Linked DNA regions of Homo sapiens: region 1 is linked to region 2. The links are chromatin contacts, found by Hi-C in ENCODE. All regions are on one chromosome and are shown on one strand. The core of a region is the stretch at or near the end of the contact, and the rest is flanking DNA. Distances in the headings are between cores, read along the strand shown.

The links. Hi-C counts contacts between places; a loop is a spot of excess contacts on that map. Pooled maps may share reads with other maps.
Region 1: a loop to region 2 is called in a map of HepG2, with 25 times the contacts of the local background. The contact joins the promoter of RSU1 here to the promoter of PRPF18 in region 2. A Hi-C loop is called at or near these places in 3 of 168 maps with a recorded cell type or tissue (CD8-positive, alpha-beta T cell, HepG2 and naive thymus-derived CD4-positive, alpha-beta T cell) and 5 of 50 pooled maps.

Annotation. Positions count from the first base shown.
Region 1 is chr10:16,814,538-16,819,917 of GRCh38, reverse strand. It overlaps RSU1 (Ras suppressor protein 1), which reads left to right and starts at 2,494. Exons shown (of 9, transcript NM_012425.4): 1 at 2,494-2,603; 2 at 2,834-2,945. The coding sequence starts at 2,837. It overlaps LOC105376435 (a long non-coding RNA gene), which reads right to left and starts at 2,219. Exons shown (of 3, transcript XR_930708.3): 1 at 2,162-2,219; 2 at 1,176-1,237. RefSeq lists enhancers at 1,876-1,925, 1,956-2,045, 2,076-2,185, 2,856-3,015.
Region 2 is chr10:13,583,984-13,589,429 of GRCh38, reverse strand. PRPF18 (pre-mRNA processing factor 18) reads right to left here and starts at 2,465. Exons shown (of 10, transcript NM_003675.4): 1 at 2,278-2,465. The coding sequence starts at 2,343. RefSeq lists enhancers at 1,400-1,995, 2,171-2,510.

The DNA of each region.
Region 1 (5,380 bases), core at 1,245-3,744, 3.2 Mb before region 2:
GGAGTGAAAACAAATTCCTATGAAACAGAAGTGAATGGAGGCATGCAGCTCAAAATAACTTCAAGAGAGACATGCAGGAGGGCTGGGACTCTCTGTTCCAGGTGTAACCTGGATGTGGGGCTGGCTGGTGCAGTGTGAGGGGCTAAAACCAAAGTCAGGGAGTTGCCCTAACTGGCACTCACAATCCACCATTTCCCTCCACCTGCAAAGGTAGCCGGGTGATGACCTGCAGGCATAATACTGGGTTCTTGCCTCTGAAGAAATTCGACTATCAGTCTAGGGATCTAGGAGGAAAACAATACAAACAAACAAGAGACCACTCCAGCTATCTAGAAAAACCAGTTCAGATCTTCACACTTGAACTCAAAAGAACAACCAAGAATCAATCACCAGAGAGGGGAAGAATCTTTCTTTTCTAGGGAAAAGACTAGATAAATACACGTAAGAATGGACCCTTGAAGAAACATAATTGAGTGAACAGAAGAGAGGTTTAAAAACTATTATCCTCGGTGATACCTGAGAAGAGAGTACATTCATGAAACAAATGCAGGGTGTTATTATAGGCCGGCAGTCCAATAGGACTGGTGTCCTTAGAAGAAGAGACACCAAGGGTGTGACTGCATAGAGAAAATGCCCTGGAGGGACACCAAGAGAAGACAGTCGTCCACGAGGCAGGGGAGAGGCCACAGGATAAATCAAATCTGCTGGCACCTTGATCTAGAACTTCCAGGATTGTGAGAAATTTCTGTTGTTTAAGCCATCCAGGCTGTGGTATATTGTTACGACAGCCCTAGCCGACTAACACAGGTACTGTATGTCTTCAGCCTACCTAGGCAAGATTCACTATTAGAAATTGATAGAATAAGAAAAATTCTGATTGCTTCAAAACAGGACTTTTGCTTTAAAAGAGTTAATGATTCAAGAAATAAATGTATTAGGAGATTACCTACTAATACGTATTGATGAAATTATGAAGTTAGAAAATCATCAGTGGATGCTAAAACTTGTGGGTAAAAATTAGATGAGGAATGGGGTGTAATCAAGTAGCACCTCCCCCCAGCATTATTTTTAATCATAAAGAAAAAAATAGTAACTTTATGGTGAAGAAACCTGGCAGACACTACCTTATTTAAGTGAACATCACCTATACTGGGAGAAACCGATGCCATCTGTACCTTGATATCATGCACTGGAAAAGACACATCGCTTTAGTGGTGTTTCTCCAAAAATTCATAACCTGAAAGGGAACATCAAACTTACTTTGAAGGATATTCCACACAATACCTGGTCTGTATTCTTAAATAATGTCTAGTTCAATAAACATAAAAGCCAAGGACGGTTCCAGATCAAAGAAGACTAATGGAGGAATAACTCTTTCATCTGGAATGTTTTTTAAGCAAGAAATACCTGCTTTCGAATTTAAGAGTGCAGATCCTTTTTTTATCCAATTGGTTCGGAGATATAATTACATTATTTTACCACATCTCCTTAAGGCTTTGATCCCTGCTACAATCTACAATATATAAATGCATATGTGTGGCATCCGTCTTATCATCAATTTAGGTGACCAGTAGAAGAAAAGTGCCTGGTGCCAATTTTTATTCCATAGTATAAAATAGTCTCTCAGGACAGGGTTTTTGGTGAGAGAAGCACAGGATGTTGCTGGGTGACTGAGACTGGGTCAGGAAATAGGGAGGCAGAGGGCAACAGTTTCTCTAGAATTTAAAATTTGGTTGCTTTTGGAAGAGAAAGCAAGAGATTCCTGGAAGCCAGAACGTCATGTTTCACAAATGTAAAAGTCCTAGTTGGGAAAGACACATCGCTTTAGTGGTGTTTTCAAATGACTTTTAAAATAGTAGGGTTTTACTTGTAGGTTCTAGCTACAAGTAAAAAGGCTAAAAGCCAGCCTTAGAAACCTGTCAAAAAAGATTTCCAGCAGGGCGCTGGGGAAACGCAGACCGCGCCGGAATCCCCGCCTGGAGAAGCTCTTAATAGGGCGGGAAACTGCGTGCCCCACAAGGTCCCTCAGAGGCACATTGTGGAGACGGGCTCAGGGTAGCAACTTCTGGCGAGTGGAGCGGCTATTACACAAGCGAAACATTCGGAAGCAATTTACTTCCAGCTTTCGCAACACCCACCCTGAGCCACCACCCTCCCTTACACAGTCACGCCACAAACTTCCCCACTTCCGCCCACAGCCCTCTGGGCTTCGACCCATCAACTGAGCTTGCGCCAAGTCTACTGCGCACGCGCCAACTTCGGCCCAATCAGCGTCCCAAACCGTGGGGTGGACGCCACCGGGATAAACTATCCTCAGCGTGGGGCGGGGTCTCGAAGCCGAATAACGAACGTGATTAGCCAGCCTCTTCCACAGACTTTTAAGGGCGGAGCCTGGCCCTGGAGACACGTCTGGAGAGCTGTTCTCCTAATATGGGTAGGGTCGGGCGTGGAGCTGGCAGCGGCGCTGTGTGCGCCTGCGCGGGGCGCCGAGACAGGGCGTGTTCGCTGTTCAGTGCCGGTGTTGCAGGGAGTGAGGGCAGCTGGAGTGCGTTCTGCCGAAGCTTGTGGTTGCACGCCCATCGTCTTAGGGGCTACCTTCCGTGGTGAGTGTGTGCGGTGTTGCACTTGGGGTTGCTTCTCGCTGCGTGGCCGCAGCGGGGCTGAACCCTTCCCACTCCATCCCCTCCCCGCACCCGGACCAGCCCCTGGGACGCCCTCGGACGCCCACCCGCTCCAACCCTGGGGAAGCCTCAGAGTGGCAGCGAAGGCCTCTTGCCTTTCCGCCTCTGCGCTTGCTGTCATCGCCCACGTGCTTTGTTGTTGTTCGGTGCAGACCATGTCCAAGTCTCTGAAGAAGTTGGTGGAGGAGAGCCGGGAGAAGAACCAGCCCGAGGTGGACATGAGTGACCGGGGCATCTCCAACATGCTGGATGTCAACGGCCTCTGTGAGTTCTCGGGCAGGACTCTCCCGTGGATGAGCTGGAAGGCTTTCTAAGTTTGCCAATTCACTGCTGGTCCTGCTGTGAGCGATTGTACTGGTTTAGACCCCAGCCCCTGCTTGTAAACCTCACTTGTCAGGGGCTTCGCGCAGAGGGTTTGCAGTAGGATTTGTTCTGTTCCACCTGGAAAACGATCCTGAGAGTCCACGATGAGAATCACACAGACAGCTGTGCCTCATCGGTTGTCTCTGCTGTATGGCATTGAGGTGGATTTTCCACAGTTTGCTTAATAGTCACTTTAATTATAAATTGAAAATTAATTTTGAGTCCTTCTTCCTGTCTCCTAATACAGTCTTTGTCCATGAACAAATGACACAGAAAAGTTCCATGGTTAATAAGCATTCTTGTGCCTGGAGCGTTTTAAGCATTTCTTGAATCTTTACATTCTTCTGAGTATTTATTCTCCGAACTTGGTTCAGGCTTTTGTCACCTCCTCATGCTGTGGTGAAATCCTCCTAACTTGCCCTCTTGCCTTCAGTTTCACTGCCCAGTTTAATCACTGGGTCACTTTCAGTGTCATTTTCCTGTAACCCCTGTCTATGGTGTTACCCTCTCCCTTAAAACCAGGGATTGCAGATTCACATGCCTCCAAGTGAGGGCGGTCAGGGGCGGTTATGAACTAGGTGATAGGTGTCCCACTTGAAGGGGCCAGCTGCTGCACCTGCTACTCAGACACATGTCACCATAGGAATGTTGGCCCAATGTGCCAGATTATTTTCTTAAAGGAACCAAGATTCTATATTTTTATGTGAAATTTGCTAATTTTTAGATGTTGGCTACTAATTCTAATATTTGAAAAACCTGTGATAAGTGAGCTAAAGCAGTTCTTCAGGCTGACGTGGCTTTGGTTTAAACCCTCTCCGCACTTCTCCAGGTTGTCCATTATCGACGGTAATGCTCCAGGTTTCTTGGCGTGATGTACAAGGCCTTTCTGAATCTGAACACAACCTTACCCTTCCATGCAGCTGGCATTCCAGCCATTCTGAACCTGTTGCCCTTCCTGGACCAGAGCCTACTCGTTCAGATCTTGGTGCCTTTACAAATTCTGTTTTCCCTCTTTCTCAGTCGTTTGCACCTGAAATCCTTTTACTTCTAAGAGTCAGCTTAGACATCACCACCTGTGTAAAACCTTATCCGTCTGCACCAGGCTAACATATCCCTTCCCTCCTCTGTGAAGGTGGTCGTGTGTATTGCTTTGTGACTCCTCTCACATAGGATTGTACTGATTTTTTTCTTTTTTAATCTAGAAGTCTCTCTTCTCTGCTGGGACATTGGGAAGACAAAAGCTGTGCAATATTCATGCTTGCATTTTTTTAATAATAGTGCCTGGAGCACAGTAGATGCTCAAAAATAGTTGAGGAATGAAGAAAATGAAAGAATGATGGATTAGGCCTGTGAGTTTGGGATATCAACTCCAGGATGTGACAAGAGAGAAGAAGGGAGATGTTCAGGAGACCCTGAAAGGCGATGGATAGCCATTTAGGCATGGAGAGAACTGCAGAGTCAGGTTTACTGTGAATTCACGGTTTTCACGGTTCGAAAACCTGCCTGGGACAGAGGTTGGAGTTGATGCTATTGATATGTCTTGGCAGAAGGAAAAGGGAGGAAACGTAGATTTGCGTTTCGTAGGCTTTATGAAAATACGTGCCATTAAACTTAGGTTGTGTACTAGTTAGCCTCTCAGGCTTGGTGTGTGTTGGTCTCTTGCATTCCGTAAGGGTCCTTGCTGTCAGCAACTGAGCAGATGCCTCTGGAATTGGATATCTGAGTTTGCCCCTTGCTGCGCCTGCCCGGCTCTGCCATGACCATGGTCATTATTGGGGGCACTGTTGATACAGAGGAGAAAGAGAAGGGGATAGGGAAGATGATGCATAGCGGGAACCTTGGCCCCATGGCCTTCCTCCCTACAGCACTCATTCTCACCAGGTAGAAGAGAGGCTGCTTTCAGCAGAGGAGCTTTGTACCCTTCGGCTTTTGAAGAGGAGACTTTATGTAATATTTATAAATGGGGAGAATGGCTTAGCTATTTCGGTTCAGCTCCGTTATCTCTTTGAAGCCTTGGCTTTTATTAAGGAAGAAAAGCCACTTGCTTCCTGAAATATATTTCCGGTATAACATTGGGTGGTGAAAAGCGAGATCATTCTTAAATTTTCCTAAAGAAGTAGCTAACAACGGATAATAGTACTTTTTGGGAAGTTGGGTGGAAGTGAATTTGGAGATTTGCAGATTCCATCTCCTCTGGCTTCTGTAGCATTGAGCCAAGGCTGCTCTCTGCAAACTCCCTGACCTCAGGACTTCTCGGAGCCTAGGGGGTTCCAGGATGCTCTTCGAAGCCTCCACCAGGGCTCACTTCTCAGCAGTGCACACACACTGACACAGTG
Region 2 (5,446 bases), core at 1,216-3,715:
GGCCATATCTTTTTAATATTATGTGACAAAACAGGAAAGATGCATACAACAATTCTCATTTATACTAAAGTTTGCTGGTTGTGTGGAGGAAAGTAATTGAGTTGCAAGCTAAACTGGCTTTTTCACGGAATACCATTTTTACACTTAAGAACACCCGGCAAACCATGGTTCTTCAGACTTGGGTATTTGGCAGACAACTTCCCCAAACTGAACAAAGTGAGCAGATCACTTCAAGAAAATAACTGATAATATTTGTTGCCTATGATAAAATTCCAGCTTCCAAGTGGAAATTAAGTGTGGTGAACTTAGATCTGTCATCAGGAGCCTGACAGTTTCCTAATGCTTACAGATGTTTCTCAGATCAGTGGATATTAAATGAAGTGATCTTTTCATATTTTGTAATGAAATGTGTCAACAGGTGGGAGACCTGCATAATTCAGTAACCCAATGTTTTCCAAATGATCGATCAGTGAGTATTTTTAACGTTTCTCAGTTTTAACTTCTAATATGGTAAATACGGATAGAAATAACACATAAACAAAAGTCCTTCAAGATCTTCAGTAACTTTTAAGAGTGTGAAGGGGTCCTGAGACCAAAAGCTTTGAGAACCAGCGGTCTAAGTTACTGCTACACAATAAAGTAAGGGAGATCATCTTCAGGAAGTTCCTAAATCATGTAATTCTTTCTCCCCCTTTTTAGTACCTTTCCAAAAGAGTCTTAGCATTCCCATCAGTGAAGAGCAGGCCTACAGACTTTTCATGTGTTGAAGAAGAGAGAAGGAGGAGGAATAGAATTTAAAAAATTGGGATTTACTATTAGAAAGGAATTTTATTACTTTTTTTTTTTTTTTTTTAGAGACAGGGACTCGGTCTCTCACCCAGGCTGGAGTGCAGTGGCACGATGATAGCTCACTGCAGCCTGAACTCCTGGGCTCAAGCGATCCTCCCGCCTTGGTCTCCCAAGCAGCCGGGACTAGACGCGCGCACCACCACACCTGGCTAGAAGGAATTTTTTTTTTTTTTTGAGACGGTGTCTCACTCTGTCGCCCAGGCAGGAGTGCAGTGGTGCGATGTCGGCTCACGGCAACCTCCGCCTCCCGGGTTCAAGTGATTCTCTGGCCTCAGCCTCCTGAGTAGCTGGGATTACAGGCGCGCACCACCACGCCCAGCTAATTTTGGTGTTTTTAGTAGAGACGGGGTTTCACCATGTTTGCCAGGCTGGTCTCGAACTCCTGACCTCAGGTGATCTGCCCACCAAAGTGTGGGGATTACAGGTGTGAGCCACCGCGCCCGGCGGCCCTTCCTCCATGTTTCAGTTGGGCACAAACCCTTCGTAAGGCGACAGAAGGGAACTCTCAGGAGCACTGGGGCACGTCCGCAGAATGCCAACAGGTAGGAGCGGGGATAGGGGGCAGTTAGGTAAACTGGAGGGAAACAGGGTCAGTCGGGGGAAAACAAACAAAGCCTCGGGTTTTCCTGCAATTCCCACACCTGCATCCCTAAGGCTCCCAAGTGGTTACCGGAAAGAAGGCCGTGAGTGTAAGTTGCCCGGGTCCTTGGCGTTTTGAACAAAGAATTGGACAAAACGCACAAAAAAAGTAACAAAACACAGGAATGAAGCAGCAAAAGTAGGGACTTATGAACGCGAGAAAGCACTCCACAGGGTGTGAGTGGGCCCGAGCAAGCGGCTCGAGGCCCCGGTTACAAAGTTTTCCGGGTTTTAGGTACTCCTTCTGAGGTCCCTATCAGCTACCCCGTATCTGGATGAAGGGTTCGGTCTGTGGCTAAAGACTGAGGTGAACTGGCGCCCTATGCAGATGAAGGGATGGCCCGTGATTGGCCCACGGCCAATGCAGGGCACGTTCCCTTCCCATCTGAGAGGTGGTGGAAAGGCAGGGATGCGGGGAGAGCCGCAGCCTGAAGCCTTTGCTACTCGGTGGTGGGAAGATGAGGATTTTTCTTTTGGTTTGGCTTTTGGACGTGGGCGTTAATTGGCCTCAGGTTCCCGCCCCCAGACCCAGGTGTTTTCCTTTTGATCCAGCTTTGGGAAGTCAGCACGAATTGTACTCAAGTTCCCTGCTCTCAGACCCTATTCTCCAGCCTCAACAGTGAGACGCCAAGGGTTGGATCTAAGGGGGCCTACCAGGGGTAGTGGCAGGACACTCGCTAAGCCCCGTCCCCGCCCCGAATCCTCTGAGTATCGTCACCCTCACCCCAAAACCCCGACACACATACTCTCACTCTTACATCCCGACCCCCACGACCGCAGGGTCCTCACCACCAGCAGGTTCCTGTCCTCCACCAGCTGCCGCTTCCGAAGGATCTCTGATTTCAGAATGTCCATCTCGCCGCCAGAATTTAAGCTCCAGTTTCCCGCTCCAGCTCCTCGAACCCAGCCTCACTGGGCCGGCGGCCGCGAACCCACTGAGTATACGGAACAACAAGCCCAAACACCTGAGAACAACTGACAGGAGCCGCTTCCGGCGGAAGCTGGGATGAGAGAGATGAGGGAAGAGAGTGGCCCGGGGCGCCTGTGGTGGCCAAAGCAGCTGTGCGTGAGTGCCCACTGGCGGCGCCCTCCGGCAGCGCGCCTGTAGTTTCCCCTCGTAGGGAGGTTTACGTGAACGTGGACGGAAACCCGGGTCTTTGTAGTACTCTCTGCACCTGCTAGTTGAGTTCCAAAAGCCTCTCGAAGAACACCTCAATAATGCCAGTTAAATCAAGATCTTTATTAACTGGAAATTTACATTAGGGTTTCTGAAGTTACTTGCTTGCAAAATTTGCAAAAGGATGAGAAAAATCTAAACAATAATACTAACTTGTAACAATAGAGTGAAAGGGCTGTCTGTTCATTACTAGCCTGTTAAATTTCCTGTGAACTTAAACGACTACAACCATTTAAAGCAGTTTGGAAGTCAATTTATCTTCACTCCCTCTGTTTTAGATTGCTTACCAATCTTGGTGATAATTGAACATTTACCTCAAGCTAACTAATCATTTTTTGGTCATGTGTTCAGCAATCAAGATTTTTCAGTGACATGATTGGAGATGTAATCAGAAATTCCTTTTTTTTTTTTAAATCCAACCCAAGGGAAAAAAAGTTAAATTGAAGAGAAAAATTATGTCAGAGATTTTTTAAGTCCCTAACATTTGTTTACAGTGGACTTATTTTTTTCATGTCATTGAAGCACGTTTAAAAATTGTTTTTGTGAAATCATAATTGAACAATATTTGACATTTCGTTTTTCTTACTCAAAAAAGGTAAGAAATATCATTTTGTTGAGTCAGCTGATAATGGGTAAAATGCTTTACAAAACAAAAAAATGAACAATTGAATTATTTCAATTTAGAAAGTCTTTTGTGGGGGGTGATACTTCATCTAAAAGATATCTGAGGCCAGACGGGGTGGCTCACCCCTGTAATCCCAGAACTTTGGGAGGCCGAGGTGGACAGATCACCTGAGGTCAGGAGTTCAAGACCAGCCTGGCCAGCATGGTGAAATCCCGTCTCTACTAAAAATACAAAAATTAGCCAGGCGTGGTGGCAGGTGCCTATAGTCCTAGCTACTCAGGAGGCTGAGACAGGAGAATTGCTTGAATCCGGGAGATGGAGGTTGCAGTGAGCCGGGATCATGCCACTGCAGTCCAGCCTGGGTGATAGAGCAAGACTTTGTCTCAAAAACAAAACAAAATAAAATAAAATATACCTGACTTTTGCCAGAAATAAGCCAACACAGGAAAATGTCCTTGAACTAAATATGGCAACACTCTTGCATGAATATGGGTTTCCCTCACTAATCAATGAGCAAATAATAATTTATTAGCATTTTCCTGATTTAGGGATTAGGGATTGTTAGACACAAAAAAAACCTGAAGGGTTAAGACAGATGACAGTAACAGCAATGGAAGTTTACAGAGAACACAACGGCTGGCTACCTGGGAAACTGTCAGTGTAAACCAGAGAAGTTACTAGCTACAGTTAACAGCCTCCCCTTACATTTTAGACTTTCATTGATTTCTACGTTTATGTAAACATGTGCACTGAATCCTGATTAAGGCCTGAGATCAAAGAGTGATAGAGAGAAATACTTGAACAAGCAACTGACAAGCAAGCTTTTCCATTCAAAAGGAAGGAAAAAAGATATCCAGGAGCTTTTAGAAATACTTAAAAGAGGCCGGGCACAGTGGCTCACGCCTACAATCCGAGCACTTTGGGAGGCCAAGGCAGGCGGATCAGCTGAGGTCAGGAGTTTGAGACCAGCCTGGCCAACATGGTGAAACCCTGTCTCTACTACAAAAATAGCCGGGCTTGGTGGCACACACCTGTAGTCCCAGCTATTCAGGAGGCTGAGGCAGGAGAATCGCTTTAACCCGGGAGGCGGAGGTTGCAGTGAGCCAAGATCGCGCCACTGCACTCCAGCCTGGGTGACAGGGCAAGACTCTGTCTCAAAAAAAAAAAAAAAAAAAAAAAAGAAAAGAAAAGAAACACTTAAAAGAACAAATCGCCGTGACCCTAAGAGAGACCATATTCATTTAAAAAAACATGCATCCCATTTCATCACAATCATTATTTAAAAAGTGAAATATTGGGACTGGGTACAGAGGCTCACACTTGTAATCCCAGCACTTTGGGAAGCCAAGGCAGGAAGATCACTTGAACCCAGGAGTTCAAGGCTGCAGTGAGCATTGATCGCACCACTGCACTCCAGCCTGAGTGGCAGAGTAAGACACTGTCTCTAAAACAAAAATAAATAAATGAGAGATAAAAATGAAAAATTGGAAACAACCCAAGTGTTCTAAATGGAGGAATAGTTAAATAAAATATAGTTTATACACACAACCAAATAACATGGCATCATTAAAAACCATGTTTTTAAAAATTCAATGGTATGGGAATGCTCATGATACAATGTTCGGTCCAAAAGTAGCATAATGAAACTTTATAGCATATAGTCTCTGCTTTTTAACAAAAACATAGACATATGCTTCTTAACAAAAACATATAGACGTAATAAAACATTGATTGGAAGGAAACATACCAAAATATCAAGTTTTTATCTGGACAGTAGAACAATTGGGGATTCTTATTTTCTGCTTTTTACCACAATTTGGTACAAATCTCATAATATGGGGGGAAAATTCAGGTATCAGTCTTTTTCTGTTTAATTATTATTTAGACTATTTATAAATTTTCTAGCATGTCTATTTTAGACATTGTATATGATAAATTTTGAAGAGTATAAAAGAAAGCAAAGAATTAGATAAAGAATTTTTTAAATTTCCATAGTTATTCAATCTAATATTTAAATATCTTATATATGAGCTCTATACTACATTAGCTTCTGTGACCTAAACCAAAACATAGACCCTGCCCACAAAGAGATAGCCAGTTAGTTGGGGAATCAAGAAATAGACCTTAAAAAGTTAAATTTTGTAAGATTTAATAGT